Linked DNA regions of Homo sapiens: region 1 is linked to region 2. A link is an interaction called in ENCODE POLR2A ChIA-PET data of the cell type or tissue named here. Cell type or tissue: PC-9. All regions are shown on one strand. Each heading gives the region's core, and the rest is flanking DNA. Links, peaks and the distances in the headings are about the cores only.

The links. Peaks named below come from ENCODE experiments on the same cell type or tissue, not always from the same donor. Only the 100,000 strongest peaks of a DNase experiment are listed, where the experiment ranks them.
Region 1: POLR2A ChIA-PET joins it to region 2 with 13 read pairs; 7 of 35 experiments call an interaction of 5 or more read pairs at or near these places.

What each region holds. Positions count from the first base shown.
Region 1 is chr14:103,319,215-103,327,278 of GRCh38, forward strand. No RefSeq gene overlaps it. Among named protein-coding and RNA genes, the nearest start is that of EIF5, 11 kb to the right of the region's middle. RefSeq lists enhancers at 60-109, 130-219. In PC-9, for the core only: no CTCF peak of the experiment used is centred there; no DNase peak of the experiment used is centred there.
Region 2 is chr14:103,480,088-103,488,151 of GRCh38, forward strand. It overlaps MARK3 (microtubule affinity regulating kinase 3), which reads left to right. Exons shown (of 18, transcript NM_001128918.3): 14 at 300-403. Among named protein-coding and RNA genes, the nearest start is that of CKB, 39 kb to the right of the region's middle. In PC-9, for the core only: no CTCF peak of the experiment used is centred there; a DNase peak (open chromatin) is centred at 3,674; H3K27ac peaks cover 1,307 bases.

The DNA.
Region 1 (8,064 bases), core at 2,281-6,280, 160 kb before region 2:
CCCGCCCATGGTCTCACCACCCTTCCGGTCACTGCCACCCACCTGCCCCCTCCCGGGCATCCTCCACACTCCTCACTGTCCCCTCAATCCCTCCCCCAATACTCTTGGCCTCTGTTGGGTTTTCTCCCTTCTTTCCCTATCTTCCAGGGTACCTGACCCCAAAAAGCCCTTCCAGGCTCTCCCTAACCTGATGTGCCTCTTCATCCCTTGAACTCCCAAAGTCTCTCTCAATCTTTTGTCACCACAACTCACAGTTAGGGAAGAATTTTGCATGACAAACAGCACACACATTCAAATATGTAACTGAAACAGAACGTTTCCCAGAACGATACTGTACTTACCGTCACCAGATGCAAAGCACCCTGACCTACTCTGTGCTGCTTTTATTTTTAAAAATGTTTTGCTGCATAGAATGTGCGACACCAAGAGTGAGCCCGAATGTAGCATGGACCAGGTGGTTACAATGTGTCCATGTTGGGTCATCAGGGGCAATCAATGCGTTACCCAGGGAGACGCTGATAACAGGGCAGGCTCTGCATGTTGGGGGTGCTGGGGGCACTTGGGATAGTTTGTATCTTCCTCTCAATTTTGCTATGAACCTGGAACTGCTCTAAACTGCTCTAAAAAATAAGATCTTTTTTGTTTTTTGAGACAGAGTTTCACTCTTGTTGCCCAGGCTGGAGTACAATGGCAGGATCTCGGCTCACTGCAACCTCTGCCTCCCGGGTTCAAGTGATTCTCCTGCCTCAGCCTCCCCAGTAGCTGGGATTACAGGCACCCTCCACCATACCCGGCTGATTTTTGTATTTTTAGTAGAGACGGGGGTTTTGCCATGTAGGCCAGGCTGGTCTTGAACTCCTGACCTCAAGTGATCCACCCACCTCAACCTGCCAAAGTGCTGGGATTACAGGTGTAAGCCACCGCACCTGGCCAATAAATTTTTTTAAGAGATAGGGTCTTGCCCTATTGCCCAGGCTAAAGCTGGGCTGTTGCCCATTTCCTCCGTACTTCCTGATGCTCCTGTCTTTTGCTCTGGGGGCCAGGCCAAGTGCAGCTCACTGCAGCCTTGATCTCCAAGGCTCAAGAGATCCTCTTGCCTCAACCTCCCAAGTAGCTGGGACTACAGGCACACAACACCATGCCTGGCTAATTTTTGTGTTTTTTGTAGAGGTGAGGTTTCACTATGTTGACCAGGCTGGTCTTGAGCTTCTGGGCTGAAGCAATCCTCCTGCCTCTGCCTCCCAAAGTGCTGGATTACAGGTGTGAGCCGCTGCGCCTGGCCAAAAAAAAATTTAAATGCTCCTCTGGCCCCACTAAATTGATTGTACATCTTGGCTGCTCCCTGCAGTGTGGACATTCCCTAGAGAACTTGATCATTCTTTTGGGCAAGTTTTTTATTTTCTCATTCCACTTTATTTATTTATTTTTATTTGTATTTTTATTTTTTTTTGAGACAGAGTCTTACTCTGTTACCCAGGCTGGAGTGCAGTCTCCAGCTCTCCAGTGCGATCTCAGCTCACCGCAACCTCTGCCTCCCGGGTTCAAGCGATTCTCCTGTCTCAGCCTCCCAAGGAGCAGGGATTACTGGCATGTGCCACCACGCCCGGCTAATTTTTGTATTTTTAGTAGAGACGGGGTTTCACCATGTTGGCGAGGCTGGTCTCAAACTCCTGACCTCATGATCCACCCACCTCAGCCTCCCAAAGTGCTGGGATTACAGGCGTGAGCCACCATGCCCGGCCTGGAAAAAGGTATTTTGAAGCATAGTGCTGGCGAGCATGACATGCCTACAGAGGCCCTGCTCATCCCAGGCCTGCCAGTTTGTGCCCCGGGTTAGAGTTCTACTAAAACAATCTAAATTCTCACAGTACATGTTAATAACCTGAGAACCAAAGATAAAAATCCGTCTGTCTCAAGACGTGTAAAATTTCATAGAAGGCCAACAGAATCAGAGATACAATAATGTTCACAATAAATTCTTTAGACAATTTAATCCAAAGAACCAAATAAAAACACTGTCATTGCAATTTTAAAAGGCTCGTAGGCACATAGTATGCATATCAGAATTTCTGTTGAACATTGAATGCTGGGTTTTGTTGGGAGGTGGCAGCTATCATTAAAATAGAAAAGTACTAGGAGCTGACTTGATCTGGGCAGTAACACAAAATTAAACAAATGTATCTACGTTTAAAAAAAGATTCAAATTCAAACTTGGAAGGATACATTATCTGAAAATAAAAAATGTTTCTAGCTGGCAGGGAGGTAGAAGAGAGCCCTGAAAATAATTGTCTAACACCTGGATTCTAGACCAGCTCTTCCTAAAGCAGCCCATATATTAGTCATGGTTTCTCTTCTGAAAAATAGGGGTTGGGACCAAAAGGCCTTCCATGTCCCTTCTAGATCTAAGCATCTCTCACTCTAAAACAGAAATTGCAGGCTGGGTGCAGTGGCTCACGTCTGTAATCCTAGCATTTTAGGAGGCCAAAGCAAGCAAATCACCTGACCTCAGGAGTTCAATACCAAGACAATGTGATAAATACAAAAAATTAGCCAGGCATGGTGGTGCATGCCTGTAATACCAGCTACTTGGGAGGCTGAGGCACGAGAATCGCTTGAACCCAGGAGGCCGAAGTTGTAGTGAGCTGACATTGCACCTCTGCACCCCACCTTGGGAGACAGAGTAAGACTCTCTCAAAACAAACAAACAAACATATAAAAATTTAAAAATATATATATATACAAAATTAGCCAGGCATGGTGGCCCATGCCTGTAATCCCAGCTACTCGGGAGGCAGAAGCAAGAGAATCAATGGAACCTGGGAGGTGGAGGTTGCGCTGAGCCAAGATTGCACCATTGCACTCCAGCCTGAGCAACAAGAGTGAAACTCCATCTCAAAAAGTAATTAATTAATTAATTAATTAATTAAATTAAAAAGTGAAGCAGAAATTGCAAACCGGTGGCCCACTGGCCAGATAAAATCCGTCCAAGTTTTGTTTGCCCTGCATGGAGTTTTTGTTTTTTTCTAACTGAATATAAATGCCTCTAAATTGAGGCCCTCCGGTTTGCCACAATTACTGCTGTTCCTTATTGCCTTGCCCCAGCCTGCTTCCCACTTTGCCATCACCTGCTTGGCCCCTGAAGGACTCGGGCTTGGGACTGCCGTGCTATGGGGCTAAGAGATTTCCAGCACTGCACTTGTTCCCATTACCACTTAAACCCTACTGAAAGATGATCTCAATTTACTTTGGTTTCTACCTGCGTTGCTGAGCAAATTTCACAGCTTTACAATTTGGACAGGGGTGGGCACCCTGTAGAGTACTATCATTCCTATTATACAGGACACTAATAGCTCAAAATACAAAAGAGACTTGTTCAAAGTCACAGAGTTAGTAAGTCAGAGAGTTAAAATAATTTCTGTTTGCCAAGGAAAGTTTCAATTTGAAAAATCTGGAAATATACAAACCAAAAGCAAATTTCATATATACATGATTATAATTAATATTTATGGCATACATCATGTTTAATTGCAGAAATGTAATCATTTATATATTCACCATTTTGTATATATTTGCTTTTTTTTTTTTAAGAGATGTGGGTCTCACTCTGTTGCCCAGGTTGGAAATAAGTGGCTATTCACAGGCGTGATCATAACACGGCACAGCCTTGAACTGCTGTGCGTGCAAGTGGTCCTCTTGCCTCAGCCTCCCGAGTATCTGGGACTATAGGTGTGCAACGCCATGCCCAGCTTTTATGTTGCATATATTTGGATGTAGTCACTTAGGCTATTATTGTAGGGTAGTGGCTTTTTGTTATTGTGGTAAAATAATGGTTAAAGTTTACCATTTTAACCCTTTTCAAGTGTACAGTTCAGCGGCATTAAGTCTATTTACATTATTTTCAACTCTCACCAACATTCATCTCCAGAACTTTTTCATCTTGTAAAACTGAGACTCCGAAACATTGAACCATGACTCCCTCTAGCCCCTGCCCCAGCCTTTCTGTCTCTATGAATTTGCCTGCTCTGGGTACCTCATACTAATAGAATTCTATAGTAATTCTCCTTTTGAAACTGGCTTATTTCCCTTAGCTTAACGGATGAACCCCGAAGACATTATGCTAAAGGAAATAGACCAGTCATGGCTTTAAATTCTGACTGTGATTTTATCGCAGCAAAGGTGTGTGTTAAAAATGGCTATGAACTTTGTAGATGCCTAGCAAGAGAGCATGGAATGTGAATGACCCAGCCCGGAAGACTTCCTTCTGCATGAAATACCCAAACATACAAGTAGCCTTTATGAGCGAAACTAAAAAAAGGATTTCTGAGCACAGGCTCCTGGCACATAAAGCTCAGAATAGCTGAGCTTCACTTACCAACTATAACAGCACAAAATGTCACGCCGGGAATATTGAATGTGGGAGTTCAGTGCTCAAGGAAAAAAATCGCTCACCTAATTTAAGGAAACCCTAAATGAATCAATTTTTTTTTGTTGTTAAAAACTCTGTATTGCAACAGTCCCATCTGGTGCTAACTATATTTGCTTAGAGAAAGCAGTACCACAAAAGAAAGGTTATTTAGAGCATGCAATGGTTTCTGGATGGTTCTTCCATCTACTAGAGAACATGACAGAGACCTAAGAAATTGACCCTAAATATGGACATAAATTTGTGTAAACGTAAGGTTAGAAACATCACATTCTGGGCCGGGTGTGGTGGCTCACAGCTGTAATCCCAGCACTTTGGGAAGCCAAGGTGGGTGGATCACTTGAAGCCAGGAGTTGGAGACCAGCCTGGCCAACATGGTGAAACTCTCTACAAAAAATACAAAATACAAAATACAAAAATTAGCCAGGCGTGGTGACGCATGCCTGTAGTCCCAGCTACTTGGGAGGCTTCGATCACTTGGACCCAGGAGACAGAGGCTGCAATGAGTCTAGATCAAGCCATTACACAAGACCCTGTCAAAAAACAAACAAACAAACAAAAAAACAAACGGGCACAGTGGCTCATGCCTGTAATCCCAGCACTTTGGGAGGCCGACGCGGGCGGATCACAAGGTCAGGAGTTCGACACTCCTGACCAGGAGCCCAGCCAATATGGTGAAGCCCCTGTCTCTACTAAAAATACAAAAATTAGCTGGGCATGGTGGTGTGCACCTATAGTCCCAGCTACTCAGGAGGTTGAAGCAGGAGAATCACTGGAACCTGGGAGGCGGAGGTTGCAGTGAGCTGAGATTGTGCCACTGCACTCCAGCCTGGGCGACAGAGCGAGACTCCACCTAAAAAAAATAAAAATAAAAAAAGAAATATCACCTTCTGGGTCAAGAAGATAATCAGATTCGTTTTACCTTATACCAGAAGCCCTTGCTTCTGTACTGTCCGTCTCCTTGTAAGATGGTCACCCTGGGAAATTGGCAGGATAGCCTGTCCTACCTTGTGAGGGTATTTAAATGACGGCAGACTTGATTTCAGGAGAGTGACCAAAATATAGGTTAGTTTCCTGCTGTCCACATCACAAGAGAGGAGTCTGATGGGAAACAGAACGCAGCCTGCTGGGCTTTACCAGGAAACACACGCTGTTCATCTCTCAGGACCCAGCCTCCTGCCCGTATCCACACACCAGCTCTGCTCAAGTGATCCTCCTGCCTCAGCCTCCAGAGTAGCTGGGATTATAGGTGGGCAACACCGTGCCTGGTTTTTATTTTGCATATATTTGGATATAGTAACTTAGGTTTTAACTGTAGCCTCGGTCAAGCTGTATAACCCCTCTGTGCCTCAGTTTCCTCATCTGTGCAGAAGTGGAGCAGCAACAGAATCTCTGTCAGAGGACTGCTATTGTGGGGATCCAGTGATGAGTGTATCTGAAGCAACAAGGCCACCAAACCACAGCTGCCGCCGGGCACTGGCTGACGCTTTAGGAGTCTCCCAGAGTGGATGATGAGCAAGGGCCATGCTCTACATTTCGTGTGATTTGAAGTTTTTTTAAATCATGTCCCCAAAGCGATATGTTCTCTCACTAGACCCTCCAGAAGAAAAAACAAAACAAAACAGAATCTAATATGTTTAACACCTAACCCCAGGTACCTGTGAACGAGACCTTATTTGAAAATAGGGTTATTGCAGATTTAATTGAGTTACAATGTGGTCATGCTGGAATAGGGCAGGTCTTCAATTAAATATGTCTGGTGTCCTTATAAGAAGAGACACAGAGGCCGGGTGCGGTGGCGAGGTGGCTCACACCTGTAATCCCAACACTTTGGGAGGCCAAGGCGGGTGGATCATCTGAGGTCAGGAGTTCAAGACCAGCCTGGCCAAAATGGTGAAACCCCATCTCTACTAAAAATACAAAAATTAGCCAGGCGTGGTGGCGGGCGCCTGCAATCCCAGCTACTGAGGAGGCTGAGGCAGGAGAATCACTTGAACCTGGGAGGCAGAGGTTGCGGTGAGCCGAGATCGCATCACTGCACTCCAGCCTGGGCAACAAGCACGACACTCCATCTCAAAAAAAAAAAAAAAAAAAAAAAAGAGAGAGAGACACAGAGAGGAAAACGCCAAGTGAAGATACTTTACGCAAGGGCAATGAAACCAAGTGATGACAGAGGCGGATTTGGAGCTCTATGGCTGCAAGCTGAGAAACGCCAAAGACTGCCGGCAGCCACCAGATGCTGGAGAGTGCATGCAGTGGCCAACCCAAGGATTTTGTACCCTCTGGACTATGGAACTGTGAAAAAATGAATTTCTTTTTTTTTTTTTTTGAGACGGAATTTCACTCTGTCGCCCAGGCTGGAGTGCCGTGGCGTGATATCAGCTCACTGCACTCCAAGGTTCAAGCGATTCTCATGCCTCAGCCTCCCGAGTAGCTGGCATTACAGGCATCCACCACCACGCCTGGTTAATTTTTCTGTTTTTAGTAGAGATGGGGTTTCACCATGTTGGCCAGGCTGGTCTCAAACTCCTAAAGTGATCTGCCTGCCTCGGGCTCCCAAAGTGCTGAGATTACAGACATGAGCCACCGTGCCCAGCCAAAAACTAAAACTGAATTTCTGTTGTTTTAAGCCACACAGTTTCTGTTGCTTTGTTAACAATAGCCCTGGGAAACAATGTCTTAGCTGTTTAAATCCTCTAGGGCTGGCAGATAGAGGGCATGTGGTACATATCCATTGAATGAATGAATAAATGAGTAAAGATAAACACAGAGGTAAGGCAAGCAATGGGGAATAAATGATGGGGCAGATGTGGGTGCACACACACACCTGGAGGGGGAGAGCCCACACACACACCTGGAGGGGGACAGAGCACATGCACACCTGGAGGGGGACAGAGCCCACACACATACCTGGAGGGGGACAGAGCACATGCACACCTGGAGGGGGAGAGCCCAAACACACACCTGGAGGGGGACAGAGCACAGACACACCTGGAGGGGAATAGTGCATACCCACACCTGGAGGGGGGACACAGCACATGCACACCTGGAGGGGGACAGTGCCCACACACACCTGGAGGGGGACAGAGCCTACATACACACCTGGAGGGGGACAGAGCACACGCACACCTGGAGGGGAACACTGCACACCCATACCTGGAGGGAGACAGAGCCCACGCACACCTGGAGGGGGAGAGTACATGCACACCTGGAGGGGGACAGAGCCCATGCACACCTGGAGGGGGAGAGTACATGCACACCTGGAGGGGGACAGAGCCCAAGCACACCTGGAGGGGATACAGCCCACGCACACCTGGAGGGGGACAGAGCACACGTACACCTGGAGGGGGAGAGCACAAGCACACCTGGAGGGGGAGAGCACACGCGCACCTGGAGGGGAACACAGCACACGCACACCTGGAGGGGGACAGAGCACACGTACACCTGGAGGGGAGAGCACACGCACACCTGGAGGGGGAGAGCACACACACACCTGGAGGGGGACAGTGCACACGTACACCTGGAGGGGGAGAACACACGCACACCTGGAAGGGGAGAGCACACACACACACATGGATAGGGAGTCACTCGTTCTTTTCTATGAGCATTCAGTCCCCAACTTTGGGTCTAAAAGGTCAGCT
Region 2 (8,064 bases), core at 1,792-5,791:
TCCAGCATGGCGACAGAGCAACACTGCATCTCAAAAAAGAAAAAAAAAATTAGCCAAATGTGGTGGCACATGCCTGTATTCCCAGCTACTTGGGAGGCTGTGGTGGGAGGATTGCTTGATCCTGGGAGGCAGAGCCAAGATTGCTCCACTGCACTCCAGCCTGGGTGACAGAGTAAGACCTTGCCTCAAAAAACAAGTAAATAAAAGACTGACATTCCTATTTATGTAGATAAGTTCATTTTTTCTCATTGTACTGTATTTACCAAATAAATTTAAGACAAAAATGCCCTTTTTTATAGAGTAACACAGCATCTGGTGGAATGACACGACGAAATACTTATGTTTGCAGTGAGAGAACTACAGCTGATAGACACTCAGTGATTCAGAATGGCAAAGAAAACAGGTAGGAGATTCTACCTGTTTGTAAGAAAAGTTGTTTTTCCCAAGAGAAATGGAAGCATGTTATTTACTGCTTTGTTCTTATAATCATTTTCAAATTAAAACTGTAAGTATTCTCTGAAGGTAAGTTAAATTTGTATACTAATTTTTAGCAAGATACTAGAATTCTAAATTCTTTTTGTTGTCCAGAGCATCATCCTCCTGCCTGGCTGTGTATGATGATTAAAAGGCTTGAGTTAAACCCAGGGGGTTTCCTAGAGGAAGTAGATAGTAAGCTGTGGTTATGTTGTAGAACAGTGAATAAGGAAATGGAGATTGTCTTGTGCTCATTAATAACTTGAACAAAAGCCGAAAGTGGGGGAAGATAAGGACGTGAGGCAGAGAGTCATACCTCAGGAGAATGTACAGCACCAGGTAGCATTAAAGGTCCGCAGTTTACCAAAGGGTCCAGATGGCTGAGTCTAAATAGAAACACTGGAGAAGCCAAGAGAAGTGGAAAGTCCAGCCTTCTGAATGCTTTTAATTTGGCTACATAGCAAGCATACATAGGATGAGCGTGACTTTAAAAAGACAATGATGTTACATGTCAATAAGGAGAGCATCCTATCATGCACATGATTTTCTTGGGGTTTTGAAATAAAATAAGTAGAGTCAGTAAAATGGGATTGGATAGGTGTAGAGACTCTGAGGTGGGGTTAGTCTGGGTGGAGAGAAAAGAGAAGTTAGATTGGTAGAGAATAGCTAAATATGCTATATTCTGTTCAGAACAAATTTCCCAGGCTGGCATGGATTTTCCTTCTTTGTTTTTGGAAGAGCAGTAAGTGTACATCATTCTTTTAACTTGAACATTGTTTGCATCAGAATTGTTCTGACATTTACTTTCTGCAGTTACGGTGTGAGGTTCTGTTTCTTAATCCTAACCTATGTTTGATCTCATTAGTCAAACAAAATGTTTGATCACTACATTTTGTGACAGCCTAATCAAAAATTCTCTCCTCCTTCATCCTTAGTTCCAAACTGCTTATCACTTCCCTGTTCCATAGGCCACTTAGGATTGAGTTGATATGAGGAGTAACATTTGTTCTGTAAGATTATGGTTATTATTCGTTGAATTTTTAGCAATATTTACATTCTCTTGTTCTCTTTTATGACTCGTGTGTGTGTGTGTGTGTGTTTCAACATTGTCTTTTCTTATGATTAAAAACTACTAAGAACTTGAGTATAGCAGCTGGGGTAGATAGTTTACAGATAATGATTGATATAGGTATTTCTTTTTTTTTTTTTTTTTTTTTTTTTTTGAGACAGAGTCTCACTCTGTCACCCAGGCTGGAGTGCAGTGGCCTGATCTCGGCTCACTGCAAGCTCCGCCTCCCGGGTTCACGCCATTCTCCTGCCTCAGCCTCCCGAGTAGCTGGGACTACAGGCGCCTGCCACCACTCCCAGGTAATTTTTTGTATTTTTAGTAGAGACGGGGTTTCACCATGTTAGCCAGGATGGTCTCGATCTCCTGACCTTGTGATCCACCCACCTCGGCCTCCCAAAGTGCTGGGATTACAGGCGTGAGCCACCGTACCCAGCCAGGTATTTCTTAATAGTAGTCTACTCTCTGGTAGATTTGTATTATAGTTCAGTTCTTAACTTTCAAATTTCTTCTAGTTCAAAAGTGACTTAATAGAAAATATCAATAGAAGACTTAATTAGAAGTTTCTGGTGTTACAGATTGTAGTCTACAGGACTACAGAAATGTTTCATGGTCAGGCACAGTGGCTCACACCTGTAATCCCAGCACTCTGGGAGGCCAAGGCAGGTGGATCACTTGAGGTCAGGAGTTCGTGACCAGCCTGGCCAACATGGTGAAACCCCGTCTCTACTAAAAATACGAAAATTAACCATGTGTGGTGGCACGCGCCTGTAGTCCCAGCTACCAGGGAGACTGAGGCAGGAGAATTACTTGAACCCAGGAGGCAGAGTTTGCAGTGAGCTGAGATCGCGCCACTGCAGTCCAGCCTGGACAACAGAGCAAGACTCATCTAAAAAAAAAAAAAGTTGTTTCATTACCTTTACTACTTCTAAATTCTGAAAATGCACTACCCAGCTCCTTCTGAACTTTAGGATATGTGACTGTCTGAGGTGCAGAGTCAGTCTCCTCAAGGGTGTTAAGACTAAGATCTGCTCTCTGCTTCCATCCTGTGCTACACGTATCATACACCAGGCACATGCATATATGCCTGTGTCTTCTGATTCTCTTTTCCTAAAATTTTTCGTTTCACTCTTTGGAAATAATATTTAAGACTTCTTTAATTTCTTTGGCAATATTTCCTTTCTGCATTCCCCCTGGAGACACCTGCCTTGTTGGGGCCAACTCTTTCATATCCTGACCTGTCTCGTTGCTTCTCTTAGCATCAGTCATTGAAATACTTTGCTTCTGAAGGTGTCGTCTTTCTCTTTAGTCAAAGAGAGTCTCACCGCCAAACCTTAAAAGACAGGGCCCATTGTTTTAATAATATTTGGACTTTCCTTTCCTATCTTATAAATGAATTAAAAGACTGGAAAATTATTGGGTTTAACTTCTTTAGTTAAGGCACTAAATGTGACAGCTTTCCCTTAAAATTGATGCTTGAGTCTTCAGTGAGATACAATTAGCTTTCCCTGCACAGATGACTTCTTCGGCAAATTGTTCCTTTTCCCTCTCTTCACCCACCCATATATCTTATTTCTTCACTAATTTAAAATATGAGTGAGCTGTAGGATGCCTGGACCTATGTTAACTTCTGAAACAAACATGTTAAGTTCCAATTTTAGCCTTAAATATTTTCGACATTTAGCCTTAAATGTTTTCTTCTTTATATGAGTGTTCATACGGAATTTCAACATGAGAATAATGATGGCTGATTTTTTAAAAACTGTGTGAAGGTTTAAACCAGAGACTCCACATATCTTAAGCCCTTACTACCTTCAAAATCCTACTGTAAACAGGATATTTTAAAGGCTTACTAAATGCAAGGCTTTTTCTCGTCATAGGCAATATAATTAATTTTAATTATTTTTTCTTTTGAAAATTAGTTTTATTAATTGGTTCTTACTAGGCCAATCTTTGTTTTATCAGCTTTCCTGTGGGAACAATAAAGTTAATGACACAGGGAGCATAGGTTAGGGCCAGTTGTTACTTTGGCACAAACACCTGTGATTCGTTTTCTGAGACTAGTTTTAAACTGGTCGTGCTGAAGGCCAGCCCACTTTCTGCTGTAATTATTCTGCCTTCTGATGTTATTCTCGAAAAATGGCCAGATTCCAGGCGTGACTAATGGTTGGTGTAAACTAGGCATGAGAAGGTTTGATTACACCTTCAATTGTATGATTCTATCATGATGGTATAGGTTTGCAGTGAGTCTTAAACCACATAGCACTGACACGTAGTGAGTGCTCAAACAAATGTTAGCTTTCATTATTAATTATAGACTGTTCAGACAAGGTTATGCAGAATTTTCTTAGTTTGCACTGACTAAACCTAATCTTTCAAGTTAATAATGTTGCTAAACCACCTACATAGCAGAGACACTCTGCTCCTACGATTTCATATGCTTTAGATACCCGGACGACACTGTTTAGACTACTTCATTTAAAGACCCCAGAGAAGTGACGTGCTGGTGTTACAGTAATGCAAACAGAATCTTTTCTTTTTTTTTTTTCTTTTTTTCTTTTTTTTTCTGCGATGGAGTCTCGCTCTTTTACCCAGGCTAGAGTGCAATGGCACGATCTCGGGTCACTGCAACCTCCATCTCCCGGGTTCATGCAGTTCTTCTGCCTCAGCCTCCCAGTAGCTGGGATTACAGGCACACACCACCACACCTGGCTGATTTTTGTATTTTTAATAGAAATGGGGTTTCACTAGGCCAGGCTGGTCTCAAATTCCTGACTTCAAGTGATCCACCTGCCTTGGCCTCCCAAAGTGCTGTGATTACAGGCATGAGCCACTGCACCAGGCCCAGAATCTTTCAAATAAATTTTAGATATTGGATATTACTGTAAAGTTTCAAAATTGTGAAGTGGCTTATTATTTTATCCACTTTACCCTGCATCAAGTCACATAGAGATTGAGCAGAGAAGGATTGAGGACACTTAGCGTATGTATCTTTGGACTACATATAAAAGTTGCTTTTTTTAGGCTGGGCGCGGTGGCTCCCACCTGTAATCCCAGCATTTTAGGAGGCTGAGGCAGGTGGATCATGAGGTCAGGAGATCAAGACCATCCTGACCAACATGGTGAAACCCTGTCTAAAATTAATTAGCTGGGCGTGGTGGCATGCGCCTGTAGTCCCAGCTACTTGGGAAGCTGAGGCAGGAGAATCACTTGAACCCAGGAGGCAGAGGTTGCAGTGAGCCGAGATAGCGCCACTGCACTCCAGCCTGGCAACAGAGCAAGACTCTGTCTCAAAAACAAAAAAAAAGGGCTGAGCACAGTGGCTTACGCCTGTAATCCCAGCACTTTGCGAAGCTGAGGTGGGCGGATCACCTGAGGTCAGGAGTTTGAGACCAGCCTGACCAACATGGAGAAACCCCATCTCTACTAAAAATACAAAAAAAAAAAAAAAAATTAGCCAGGCATGGTGGCGCATGCCTATAATCCCAGCTACTTGGGAGGCCGAGGCAGGAGAATCGCTTGAACCCAGGAGGCAGAGGTTGCGGTGAGCCAAGATTGCACCATTGCACTCCAGCCTGGGCAACAAGAGCAAAACCCCATCTCAAAGAAAAAAAAAAAAGGCTGCTTTTTTTTTTTTTTTTTTTTTTTTAAGATGGATGGAGTCTTGCAGTGTGGCCCAGGCTGCAGTACAGTGGCTAGTCACAGACATGATCATAGTGTACTGTAGCCTTGAACTCCTGGGCTCAAATGATCCTCCTGTGTTGGCTTCTTGAGTAGCTGGGACTACAGGCATGGACCACCACACCTGGCTAATTTTTTATTTTTTGTAGAGATGAAGTCTTCCCATGTTACCCAGGCTGGTCTCAAATTCCTGGCCTCAAGGGATCCTCCAGTCTCAGCCTTCCAAAACACTAGGTTTACAGGCATGAGCCACCATGCCTGTCCTTGGACTATATTTTTAATTCTGCTTTTGCCCAGTCACTTGAGTATGCTTTTAATCAGCAGCCAATACATTTCTTATCAGAATGTTCTGATAGGGGCTAGAGGTCATAGCAACAAATTCAAAGTGCCTATCCTTTAGTAACCTTAAGTGGATTAATGTTTTAGAAAAGATAGTCAAGACTGGGCACAGTGGCTCACAAGCCCTGTCATCCCAGCACTTCGGGAGGCCTAGACAGGAAGATCACTTGAGGCCAAGAGTTCAAGGTCAGCCTGGACAAAGTAGCCTGAGACCCCCGTCTCTATAAAAATATATATATTTTTTAATTTTAAAAGATAGTCATGAATACAAAACAGTTGGGAAGATTAATAGGAACTCTCTTCATGCAACTTGAATTTTAAGAAAAACATTGCTATTTCTATCAATTAAGGTTTAAATGTAGACCAGGCATGATGGCTCACGCCACCATGTAATCCCAGCACTTTGGGAGGCCATGACAGGAGGATTGCTTGAACCCAGGAGTTCAAGACCAGCCTGGGCAACATGGTAAAATTCCATCTCTACCAAAAATACAAAAAAATTAGCTGGGTGCCAGGCACAGTGCCTCACACCTATAATCCCAGCACTTTGGGAGGCCGAGGCAAGTGCATCACCTGGGGTCGGGAGTTCAAGACCAGCCTGGCCAACATGGTGAAACCCCATCTCTACTAAAAATACAAAAATTAGCTAGGTGTGGTGGTACATGCCGGTAGTCCCAGCTATTTGGGAGGCTGAGGCAGGAGGATGGTTTGAGCCTGGGAGATGGAGGTTGTAGTGAGCCGAGATCACACCATTGTATTCCAGCCTGGACGGTAGAGCCAGACCCAGTCTCAAAAAAATAAAAATAAAAAAATTAATGTAATACAGCTACTATGAACCCACAAAAACTTTAAAAAAATTTTTTAATTATTAAAAAAATGTAATGCTGCTACTGTTTTGCTTATGTAGATTGTGGGCTAGAATAGGAAATAAAACTATCATTTTTAACACTTTTCTGGGGGGAAATATTATTCGAATTTCATAACAATTAGCTTGATGACCTTTTAGAATATATATGTAGACCATTGTGATGTTGGGGCTGCCTGTTGTAAATAGGATTTTTGTGAGCTTGATTGTACAAAATTGAAATTTGCAAACATCTTACTGAGTTTACTGTTTCCTTCTGGGTGTTAGGCCTACTGTAGAAATCAGAAAAATCGGAAATATTTTGTTGCTTGCTTTGTGAAACTCATGATGTGACATGGATTAAATTTCTAAAAAGTTTATTTAATTGCCTTTAAAATTAGTATGTCAAAAAGTTTATTTATTTATTTATTTATTTATTTTAATTTGAAACAGTCTCTCTCTGTCACCCAGACTGGAGTTTAGTGGCATGATCTCAGCTCACTGCAGCTACCACCCCCGGGTTTAAACGATTCTTATACCTCAGCCTCCTGAGTAGCTAGGATTACAGGGGCCCGCCACCACACCCAACTAATTTTTGTATTTTTAGTAGTGATGGGTTTTTGCCATGTTGGCCAGGCTGGTCTGGAACTCCTGGCCTCAAGCAATCCACCCGCCTCAGCCTCCCAAAGTGCTGGGATTACAGGCGTGGGCCACCACGCCCAGCCTCAAGTTAATAATTTATAATCCCAGCACTTTGGGAGGCCAAGACGGGCGGATTGCCTAAGCTCAGGAGTTCCAGACCAGCCTGGGCCATGACGAAACCCTATCTCTACAAAATTTTTTTTTTTAATTTATAATGAGAAAATAAATTTACATTTCCTTCTTAGGTCTCTAGAGGATCCATTTTTTTTCTGCAAAGCATCTGTCCACACCCTCTTACCATGCTTGTATGCCTTAAAGATCTAGCTTGGCCTGTCAGCAGTGTGCTTCATTGGGAATCGATGCAGCACCCTCCTGCCTGCAAGCTGACTAAAAGCCTTTTCCTTCTCCAAAGACTTTGGGACCATTTGTATTCACCAGGGAAAGGGTCAAACAACTCCTGCATCTTCTTCCCCTGCTTTTCTTGGCACATCTACTGATACTAGCTCCTAATTTGGGCAAGAAAAAAGTCAACAACTGGAGGTAGAGTGTGTTGACCCTGGACTCACCCTGAAAGGTAAGGGCACAAGAGATAGTTGTATTTAGCTGTATCTTGTTAGAAAAATACATTTGTGTAGCCAGGCGCGGTGGCTCACACCTGTAATCCCAGCACTTTGGGAGGCTGAGCCGGGTGGATCACGAGGTCAGGAGTTCAAGACCACCCTGGCTAACATGGTGAAATCCCGTCTCTACGAAAAATACAAAAAATTAGCCGGGCGTGGTGGTGGGTGCCTGTAGTCCCAGCTACTTGGGAGACTGAGGCAGGAGAATGGCGTGAACCCAGGAGGCAGAGCTTGCAGTGAGCAGAGATCACACTGCACTCCAGCCTGGGCGACAGAGTGAGACTCCGTCTCAAAAAAAAAAAAATAAATAACATTTGTGTGCATTCATGTGTACGTGTGTCTGTACACATGTACAAGAAACAACCGAGCATTTCTTTAAAAACCTTAGTCAGTTAGAA